2 separate regions of the Homo sapiens genome follow, and region 2 is linked to region 1. A link is an interaction called in ENCODE POLR2A ChIA-PET data of the cell type or tissue named here. Cell type or tissue: PC-9. All regions are shown on one strand. Links, peaks and the distances in the headings refer to the core of each region. The heading gives the core; the rest is flanking DNA.

Region 1 (5,370 bases), core at 313-5,312:
AAAATGGCCTTTGTTAGACCTTAGAGCCAGTGGCTTTTCAGGACCTTTCCTTCTCAGAAAGGAGCAGGGAAGAGTTACAGCTTTCCTCTTAGACTCAGTCACAGTCCCCAAATGCAGAATGCAAAGAGAGTTTCTTTTTTTTTTTTTTTGAGACAGAGTCTCGCTCTGTTGCCCAGGCTGGAGTGCAATGGCACGATCTCGGCTCACTGCAAGCTCCGCCTCCCAAGTTCAAACGATTCTCCTGTCTCAGCCTCCCGAGCAGCAGGGACTACAGGCGCACGCCACCACGCTTGGCTAATTTTGTATTTTTAGTAGAGACGGAGTTTCGCCTTGTTGGCCAGGCTGGTCTCAAACTCCTGACCTCAGGTGATCCTCCTGCCTTGGCCTCCCAAAGTGCTGGGATTACAGGCGTCAGCCACTGTGCCCAGCCCCAAAGAGTTTCTGAAAGCAAAAGTGTCACCCCAGGAGAGGCAATTTTCTACATTCCATTTTTACAGAATCCTCTCCATTGAAGATAAAATATGAACTAAATGAGAGGTATACACAACACTTCAACAGAAGCCTGGTAGTTCCTAACACATAAGCTTCCCATCTTCTTGAAAAAACAAAACTAAACCCTGCAGTGATCATTAAGTCGTTTTATCTCCCACAAATTTATAGCCCACTTGTAAAGAAACAGAGTTAAGCTGAGTTAAGCTGTAGCCTCTGTGCTTTGTGGCCCTGGCTTTCCTTTGCTTGGCTGACAGCATTTGCAGGAGGGTTGCCGAAAAACCACCAGCAAAAGCCAGTTGGGCCAGTGCTTGCAGCTTCTTTAATTCACCACAATTTGGGAAGTATGTGGATGCTGCTGGGGAGGACAGACTCAGATTAGAGTTCAACAGGAGAACGTTCTGCTGAAACTGGAGTTTTATCTCCTTCCAGCTGAGTGTGTCAGAAGGAGACTATGAATGACTATGAATGCCCAAGCCAGGCATGAGGTGGTACCTCATCTCAAAGGTGAGCTTCGCTGCTACCCAGCCTCAGGTGCCAGAGGAGCATCTGCCCAGCCATCCTTCATAGGTGGCCTGGAAAGGCAGTCTGGTCTGGGGTTGAGACTTAAGCCCAGGCTCGGCACTCACACTCTGCTCCAAATTCTCAGTCTGCCAACTCTGGCCATGTGTATGTTTCAATACCAGCTGCTTCGTCACTTGCCAGGAACAGTCTACTCCTCCAGCTATTATGTTATGGCGTCTGGCAGGCAGGGCCAGATGACTTTTCACCCTGCCCTTTCCTCTAGGGGTTTGGAATGGGCTCACAGCTCAAAATATCATGCCAAAATTGTCGAGGCGGTTTGTCCCATGAGATGTGCTCAGCACAGCCAGGCTCACCACACAGGCGTACTCCCACCCACTAATGTTAGCTTGCAGCCTCTCTGCAGCCGCTCCTGGCAAGAGGTTAACCCCAAAGCCCTAGATTCCACAAGGAAGGGAATGCATTCCCCACGGGTGCCAGATGGCTCCACTTCGCATCCTATACAATATTGCAACACGGAGAGCCACCCCCATTGGGAGGCTGAGGCTACAGGACGAGAAGAAGCATTAGAGGGTAGTGGCACATTCCAACAAATCCAGGCCAGATGTACGTGAACTCTATGAGCCCGTGTGTAAAAACACAGGTACCTACCATTAATCTACCTTAAGAATAGTCTTATCATCATTTAAGTGATGATGGTAATATTAATGATAGTAGCAATAAAAACAGTAACCTCTGGTACCTCAGTGCTTACTGCATGCCAGGTGGGCACTTTGCTAAGCTTTTCACACGTTATTTTTTACATAACTCTCTGTGGTGGACCCTAGCATTATACACATCTTTCAGGCAAGAAACTTAGGGTGGCTAAGGAACTTGCTCGAGGGTAAAGAGTCTAATAGCAGAGCCGTGAGTTAGACGCAGCCACCTGCCTCCAAAGTGCTGTCTGACCTCGTTTTTCAGGACAGGAACCCTCAGACTCACCTGATAGCTAGTTGTGTTGAATTATGTAGCAAACACGTATGCAGCGCCTAAGGTGCCTCATGCAAGGTATCAGGTGCTGGGTAACCAAGAGCCATGCCCTGCAAATCTAACATTCTCCAAGAAACAAGATCATAGCTTATTCTCTTAGCCAGAGGCCAAGACCAGCTCTCTATCAAAATGGCCACAAACATATCCATGCAAACATTTCTAGAAAGACAACCTAGGATCATGATGTCCAACTTCCTGATCCTACAGGGTACATAGCGAGCAGACAGGAGCCCGTGAACAGCTGACTCCTCACGTGTGTGCTGGGCCCTGGGCTGGGAGTCAACAAACCACATCTGTCACTCACCTGCCCCACATCAACCTACCTACCTACCCACCTAACCATTTACCCCAAACCTCTTTCTAGCAGAGGAGCGTGTACCCAGCGTGTCCTGAAAGCCCATCTCAGCTCTTCCCCGGTGAGAGAGCCCTCGGCTTCTCCTTCCAAGTGCCTGGCTTGGGTGCACATTTGCTGGGTGGCTGCTGAGCTGGCTGTGGGGATGGAGTTGCCCAGAAGCCCCCCTGCAGCTCAGGGACCTTGTCCACGAAGTCTCCACTGCAAGCTGACTTTGTGTCGGGTGTGCCGTGTCTCATCTCATCTTCTCCCCACTGTAACCCTCCTTTACCCCCAGGAGACATTGTCAGCCCCATTTACCTGCAAAGAAGCTGAGGCTTGGGGCAGTCCTAATAGCACCCAGCATCACCCCTCCAGTGGGAGCCAGGATTTAAACTCCGGCCGCCTACCAACCCTAGCCTCCAGCTTGATCTCATCCTCAGCCTCATTTCTCCTCCCTCCTACTCCCAGGGCCCTCCCCGTCCCCTGGGGCCACTTCAGAGCCCCGCTCTTCTCCCACCGAGTGTACTCCTGGCCTGAAAACTGAGTGCTGACCCAAATCCACTGTGCATTGGGGTCCTTGCTAGGCGCACCCTGCCCTCTCTCGGGACATAGACTCCCTTCCCCTGAGTTTCTTCTTCTTTCTTCTTTTCTCCTCCTTCTCCTCCTCCAACTCTTCTTCTTTTTCTTCTTCCTCCTTTTCTTTGAGACAGTACCTCACTCTGTCACCCAGGCTGTACCCAGGAGTACAGTGGTATGACCTTGGCTCACTGCAGCCTCGACCTCCTGGGCTCAAGCGATCCTCCCACCTCAGCCTCCTGAATAGCTGGGACCACAGGCATGTACCACCACACCACGCTAATTTTTCTTTTTCTTTTTGTAGAGATGGAGTCTCACTATGTTGCCCAAGCTGGTCTCTAACTCCTGGGCTCAAGCAATCCTCCCACCTCAGCCTCTCAAAGTGCTGAGATTATAGGCATGAGCCACCGTGCCCAGCAACCAGGCAAGTTTTTATTCCTAAACACCCTCGGCCAGGCTTGCAAAAGGAAAGGGCATTAAGAGCATCAGTAACTAGACCTGTTCCAGTGCCTTCCCTGGAAAAAGAAACACTTTCACAGTCTACATCTGAGTCATCAGGCTGCTAAAATATTTAACACTGGACTAACAGGCATTAAGAAAGCAGAGAAGAAAGAAGGGGCTGAGATGCTGTAAGCTGGGGCCTGTTCCTCATCCTGCCAGGTTTTCGGGACAAGAACAGTGCAGAGACATCAGTGGAAAAACCACATGTCTGCCCATTTGGGCTCCCTCCCAGTCTGGTGAGGGGCAGTCTTTTTTTTTTTTTTTTTGAGACGGAGTTTTGCTCTGTCGCCCAGGCTGGAGTGCAATGGCGCGATCTCAGTTCACTGCAACCTCTGCCTCCTGGGTTCAGGTGATTCTCCCACCTCAGCCTCCTGTGTAGCTGGGATTATAGGCATGCACCACCCTGCCCAGCGAATTTTGTATTTTTAGTAGAGACAGGGTTTTACCATGTTGGTCAGGCTGGTCTTGAGCTCCTGACCTCAGATGATCCACCAGCCTCGGCCTCCCAAAGTGCTGGGATTATAGGCGTGAGCCACCGCGCCTGGCCGGTAAGGGGCACTCTTGTAGGTGTGGCCACCGGGGGGTTTGTGGGCAGGGAGGGTTTGCCACAAGCGCTGCTGTCAGGAGCCAGTTCATGGGGCCATCCAGGGCTTCTTACAATGCCAGCTCAGATACGGGTGCGCAGGCCTGGATGTGAGGTCACATAGGTGAAGCCAAGCCCCCAGGTGCAATGGGAGGCCTCCTTGGGTGCAGGAAAGACACCTCCTGCTGATCCGCATTACTGGGCAGATGTGCCACGAACACACCTCAGCCTCCATTCTAGAGACACAACCACTTGGTCTCCCCACTTACAGAGCCAGCCAGCGGGAGGAAGGGGCGCCTAATACTCACCGAGCACCAGCAGGTGCTTGAGAAATGTCCAGGGCCTCACACACAGAGCCTCACCACACCCACTGGCTCTGATGGCAAGGATTAGCCTCTGACGTAATGCAAAGACACAGTGGCTTCCAGTTGGGTTGTCCTGTGTGGAAGCCACAGCCCCATGTGGGTATTTCACTATAAATTTCAATTAGTTGAAATTAAACAAAATTAACAATTTGGTTCCTTAGTGGCACCAGCCTCATTTCAAGTGCTCGCTAGCAGCCTGTGGCCAGCAGCGACTGTATTGGAGAGTGGAGACACAGGACATTCCCACCACTGAAGAACCGTCGGTGGACAGCGTTGCTGTAGGGAACAGGGCGCCTCCCCAGGACTCCACCTGGCTAGTAAGAGAATGATCAGCGTTCTGAACGTAGATCTGATGTCTGAAAAGCCTTGAGGTTCTAGTTCTAGTTCCAACTCTTATTAGCTTTTTGACCTTGACCAAGCCATGTCACCATTGGGAGCCTCCATTTCCTCATCTGGAAAAGGGGTACACAAACAGCACCCACCTACAGGTTGAGGTGAGAAAGAACCACGATGCTGCAGTGTGGAAGTACATTGGCCCAGAGTGGGGAATAAATGAAAGGAACTTATACAGAGCACTTGTGGCAGGTGCTCTCAATAAAGTGGCTCATTTAATTTTAACAGCGCTGTAAGGGAGTACTATTTGCTCCATTTTACGGGTGAGTCAAATGCCCCGCAAGGCGATGGCCCCAGGATCACAGAGCTAGAACCTGAGCCCTGTCAACTCTTGAGGCCTGTGCTTGTCACACCCTAGACCTCAGAATCATATGGTCTTTTCTCAAAAGCCTAGAAGCAGAATTGGGGTGGCTGGCATTGGTGAAAGGAAGATCCCCATCCCCCTCCTAAGGAGGGTCCCCAGTTCAGCACAGGCATCTGGGGGGAAACTTGCCATCAGGGGCCAAAACCCAGGTCTGTCTCTGCAGCTAGTTAGCCCCCTAGTCCTGTCCCCATTCTGAGACTCAGTTTCCTCCTCC
Region 2 (5,370 bases), core at 117-5,116, 86 kb before region 1:
ATACTAATAAGAAAAGAATATAAAACTGAATTCAAAAAGACACAGAAGGAGCTTTCAACAAGTTGTCATTAAAGTCCTTGTATTTTCTCTAGAGAGGAGAATTACAGTAACATCCTACCTATTCACAAGCCACTTAACAAGCAAACCAGTACCCCCTTACCCATCTGAAACACAACCAGGACCCCAGAAAACACAAACATTTCTGTTCAACCAAGTCATGTGACACAGAGCTTGCACTAAAGGATCCTGCACATTACTCAATAAAAAGCTCCACCTGGTCTTCTCTGAAAAAACACACTTAGCCTTCTCTTACAGTCTAGTCTAATAGGTTTGGTATCTGGTTTCAGAATCCAAATTAAATGAGAAGGGGCAGGGTAATGTTGGAGGCAGGCACATAGATAGCACTGATAAAGAGTATGGCCAGGTGCGGTGGCTCATGCCTGCAATCCCAGGACTTTGGGAGGCTGAGGCGGGTGGACCGCTAGAGGTCAGGAGTTCGAGACCAGCCTGGCCAACATGGAGAAACCCCATCTCTACTAAAAATACAAAAAGTAGCTGGGCATGGTGGCATGTGCCTGTAATCCCAGCTACTCAGGAGGCTGAGGCAGGGGAATCACCTGAATGAACCCAGGAGGCGGAGGTTGTAGTGAGCCAAGATCGCGCCATTGCACTCTAGCCTGGACAACAAGAGCAAAACTCAAAACTCCATCTCAAAAAAAAAAAAAAAGAAAGAAAAGAGTATGTGATAGGCCAGGCACAGTGGCTCACTCCTGTAATCCCGGCACTTTGGGAGGCCGAGGCAGGAGGATTGCTTGAGCCCAGGAGTTCCAGATCAGCCTGAGCCACATGATGAGATCCCAGCTCTACTAAAAAAAAAAAAAAAAAAAAAAAAGAATAAGTGACAGAGGAGACGGAAAAACCATAAAGAAGATGCAAGAAATCAAAGAGCAGTCAGCTCTGGCCAACCACTAGAGCTTCCCCAAGCACCTGGCAGGGGACAGACCCCCCATCGCTATCACCCCTCAGTAACATAATGGCTGTTAACGAAGGTGAGTGGGATTGCATGTACAATCAGGATAACTCCCAGTTAGGTGATAAGTAGGAAAAAAAACCCAGCAAATTAAGAAATGTGTATATAATATGAGCTTATTTCAGATAATTATATATAAACTTACACAAAGATACCTAAATACATATGTATATTCACGTACACAGATGTCTATGTACAGACACACACACATAAAAGCAACACATAGGTGCTGTTTATGTAAGTCAGAAAAAGATATTTAAACACGGGTACCAGCAACAAGGTTGCCTTCGTACAAGGGAGGATGCAGGCCCCAACAAGGCAGAGCTCAGCCACACTGCTGGGGACGCAGGGGTCTCCCCAGATGTGCTCAGCAAGTTCTTCCAAATCTCATCCAGGTCCTGGATACAATACACGGAACCCAGCTGGGATCCGGTTAGCTGGATTTTGTCCAGGGCAACATGGATTAAGGGAAGGAGCCAACAAGGAGTTTGGAAGAAACAGAGGAGTGACAAAAATGTAGCTGTCCCCCTCTGCACTGGCCAGGGAAGACACACCCACCAGGGCACCCCCCCACCCCCAGGCTGTATTATCAGGGGTGCCTCGGGGACCCCCTCCAAGTGCTCCCCCAGCCAGCAAGACACATCCATTCTGCATCGGAGGCTGATGTTCCACACTCACCAAGTGTCCTTCCGATTCCAAGTGTGGTTTCTCAGGCAGGTACCCAAGGACCAGGATGGGGGTGCCTCAGCCAGGGGCTGCGAAGTGTCAGGAATGGGAATAACCCCACGGCCGCTCACCTCAGCTGACATGTTACCGTCCCTCAGAGCTTCCTCATGACTGATCCTTACAACAGGAGAGGCACATGGGTATCATTCCCTGACTATTCACGGTTTCAGAAGGACCTATTTATTCCCCATCACCTGCGGGCACCTGGGCTGGTGAACCAGACAGATAAGCTCCCACTCTCAAGATGCTCAAGTCCTCCTGGGTTCTGAGGATGAGAACTTGGAGCCAAGCGGTTCAGCATCTTGCCTGAGAGCTCAGAACCACTCAGGGGCAAGGGCAGAGCCAAGACAGGCATACGTGTCTTCTGAGCCTCAGCCTGACCCAACTGCCCTCCCCACTCACGGAGGCTCCTGTATGTGAACAGGCTGGAGTCCTTATTTGCAAATCAGTCTCCAGTAGGTTTGGCAGCTGCAGTTTCCCAGAGCAACCTCTCCTCCAGGGGAACGAATCAGCAGAGTTTCTGCATCTAGATCCATAGCAGCCCACGGGGGCAGCCAGCCAGGACCTCCACCCTATTCTTTTGGCCCTTTCGCTCATACAAACAAGGAGGGGGTGTCTCACATGTCTATGCCATGCCATCCCAGCTGCAAAGGCCTGAGATTCTTGGAACCCGCAGGGAGTGACATGGGAAGGCTGTCACATGGAGGTCTTCCCAGACCTCTGCAGGAAAGTCAGGTCAACCCTGAATTCTGTTACTCTCATTACTCACATCCTGGGCAAAGGGCAACACCATCATAGAGCCAACGGGAGACTGAGAGGATGACTAATCTCAGGGTGGACTCTTGCAAACAGGAGGCCACAGGATTCAGAGCAGGAGCAGGTATGGCCTTAGAATCCTGGCTCCTAAGCCCCCACCCCCTGTTGTTTTTTTTGTTTGTTTTTTTGTTTTTTTTGAGACAGAGTCTCACTCTGTTACCCAGGCTGGAGTGCAGTGGCGCAATCTTGGCTCACTGCAACCTCTGCCTCCCAGGTTCAAGTGATTCTCATCCCTCAGCCACCCGACTAGCTGGGATTACAGGCACGTGCCACCACGCCCATCTAACTTTTTGTATTTTTGGTAGAGATGGGGTTTCGCCATCTTGGCCAGGCTGGTCTCGAACTCCTGGCCTCAAGCGATCCACCCACCTTGGCCTCCGAAAGAGCCAGGATTACAGATATGAGCTTAGAAGCCACCAGGCCCGACCTGGCTCCTAAGCTGTTTACATCGAATGTATCTTCACCTATGTGTCTCTGTGTGTCTTTGAACCTGCCTCTGACTCTACCTGCGCCTGAGTCTCCGCCTCTTGTATATCTACCTTTCTTTCTCCACGCCATGCCCCCTCACTCTTCTCCCTATCTAGTCAAAATGAAGAAAAGCACATCTGGAAGCTGCCCTGCTGATGAGAATCCCGCTTATTCCAGCAATAATTAAAGCTCACGTGTTTTGACTTTATAACTCGTCATTTAGTTTTGCCTTAAAAGCGGTACTTCAACACCTTGCAAATATGGGGAAAGGATTTGAAGGCTCTTAGTGCACAGGACAATCACGCCCCTGCATTCATCTCTTGGTAATGTTTCTCTCCGTGGAAACCCATTACTGAGTCCTGCTGAGAAGTCATTGTTTTTAACAAACACAGACACACCTTACATGCAGTTTGCAAACCAGTTGGCTAAATCCCAAGCAACTCAGAAATCGTGGTGAGCTCCTGGTGGGAGCCAAGCAGCTGGAATTTTAATCAGGCATCACACCCTCCCTGCCATGGATAACATGCTCCTGAATGAGGCCTTCAGAGGCCTGAAGCTTTGCCTGATTCAGAGAGAACCTGCGTCCAGAGCAGGTTTCATGTTTGGTCTATTTCACGCATCCAAAAATTGATAGTTCTCAGGGTCCTGCCCAGAGTAGCTGCTCAACAAATACCTCCCACAGCGTTTCTCCCTAATCAAAAAGGCAAACTCTCCAGAGTTCTTTCCCTGCTCTGCTAAATATGGCAACCTGTGGTCTACTGTGTGTCTCAACGAGTCTCAATCATGATTTGGCACATAGAAATAAAGTGAGCAAACCCAGATGTGGGATGGAGAAGCTACAACAGCTTAGTAGAAAGCCTGAAAATCTAGAAAGTCTTAAAAGCTTATTTTCTACTGCAGTCTGCAAGCAGTGCAATAAAGCAGTACAATCACGAGGAAGGAAGACTTAAATCTTTTGTTCCTTTCTTCTAACCTCTTTACATGATAAAAAAAAGAAAAAGAATAGCTGGTAAACAGCACACTAATTGTAGGGAATAAGTATTGTTCAATGCCTTGAAAATGTGCTTTTCCTGCTTCCGATGTTTTCACACTGTTCTCTCATACATAATGCAGCATCCTCAACTCACTCTTTAACCCACTTATTAAAAATTCTGAAATGATAAAGTCTAAATTAAAGCACTTAATATACGAATTACACGATTCTGACATCTTGTAGGAGAAAACAGCACCACAGCCATCAAATATGAGCATCAACTGATCTGGTTCCAAATTCATGAGAGGTGAGTAACTTTGGACAGGTTACTTAACATCCCTGGACCTCAGTTTCTTTGTCTATGCAATGGGCAACAGTAGGTAGTAGATGGGTTGCTTTCAGAGCTGAGTTTATATTTGTAAAGCACCTTGCACAATCCCAGGCACTTAGAAGGTATTTACTGGCTCCAGTCCTCAAAGTGTTAAAATTCTACCACCAAAATTATTGCATCTTTCACCTTAACACAATAAAGAAACATAAAGCACGGCCATGCTCCCAGTAGCCAGGGGACAGCTGTACCAATGATTCATGAGTTTACAGAGCGATGCAAAAAGAATGTGATTTTCTTGCTCTTCCCACACATCCAACAATGCCCCCTCCAACATGCACACACAGACACATACTGCTAAAGTGGCTGTGGGCGAGGAATTGTAAAACTAAGCAATAAATTTCACTTGAATATTTACTGAATTAATTCACAGCCACTCAAGAGAGAAACTGTAATCAGCCAAACAGAAGAAGGGCTGGCTGGCATTGTTTGTTCTAGGCTCTAGGATGCCTTAAAATTTCTCCCTCTTGGCCGGGCGCGGTGGCTCATGCCTGTAATCCCAGCACTTTGGGAGGCTGAGGTGGGTGGATCACCTGAGGTCAGGAGTTCAAGACCAGCCTGGGCAACATGGTGAAACCCTGTCTCTACTAAAAATATAAAAATTAGGTGGACATGGGGGCGCGTGCCTGTAATCCCAGCTGAGGCAGGAGAGGCTGAGGCAGGAGAATCGCTTGAGCCTGGGAGGCAGAGGTTTGCAGTGAGCCGAGACTGCGCCATTGCACTCCATCCAGCCTCGGCAACAGAGCGAGACTCCGTCTCAAAAAAAATAAAAAATAAAATAAGTTATTCCTCTTGCACTCCCTGGGAAGGGAGGCTTCTCAAAGCTGAGACATGAAGAGTGAAAAAAGAGTCAGTCATTAGAACTCGAGGGAAGAGGCCGGGTGCGGTGGCTCATGCCTGTAATCCCAGCACTTCGGGACGCCGAGGCAGGTGGATCACAAGGTCAGGAGATCGAGACCATCCTGGCTA

Evidence for each region. ChIA-PET counts read pairs that join two places held together with the same protein. Peaks named below come from ENCODE experiments on the same cell type or tissue, not always from the same donor. Only the 100,000 strongest peaks of a DNase experiment are listed, where the experiment ranks them.
Region 2: POLR2A ChIA-PET joins it to region 1 with 8 read pairs; 2 of 35 experiments call an interaction of 5 or more read pairs at or near these places.

The regions. Positions count from the first base shown.
Region 1 is chr10:122,095,043-122,100,412 of GRCh38, reverse strand. All of the region lies in intron 5 of TACC2 (transforming acidic coiled-coil containing protein 2), which reads right to left. Among named protein-coding and RNA genes, the nearest start is that of TACC2, 110 kb to the right of the region's middle. In PC-9, for the core only: no CTCF peak of the experiment used is centred there; no DNase peak of the experiment used is centred there.
Region 2 is chr10:122,180,544-122,185,913 of GRCh38, reverse strand. All of the region lies in intron 7 of TACC2 (transforming acidic coiled-coil containing protein 2), which reads right to left. Among named protein-coding and RNA genes, the nearest start is that of BTBD16, 88 kb to the left of the region's middle. RefSeq lists an enhancer at 5,041-5,370. In PC-9, for the core only: no CTCF peak of the experiment used is centred there; a DNase peak (open chromatin) is centred at 2,573; H3K27ac peaks cover 2,287 bases.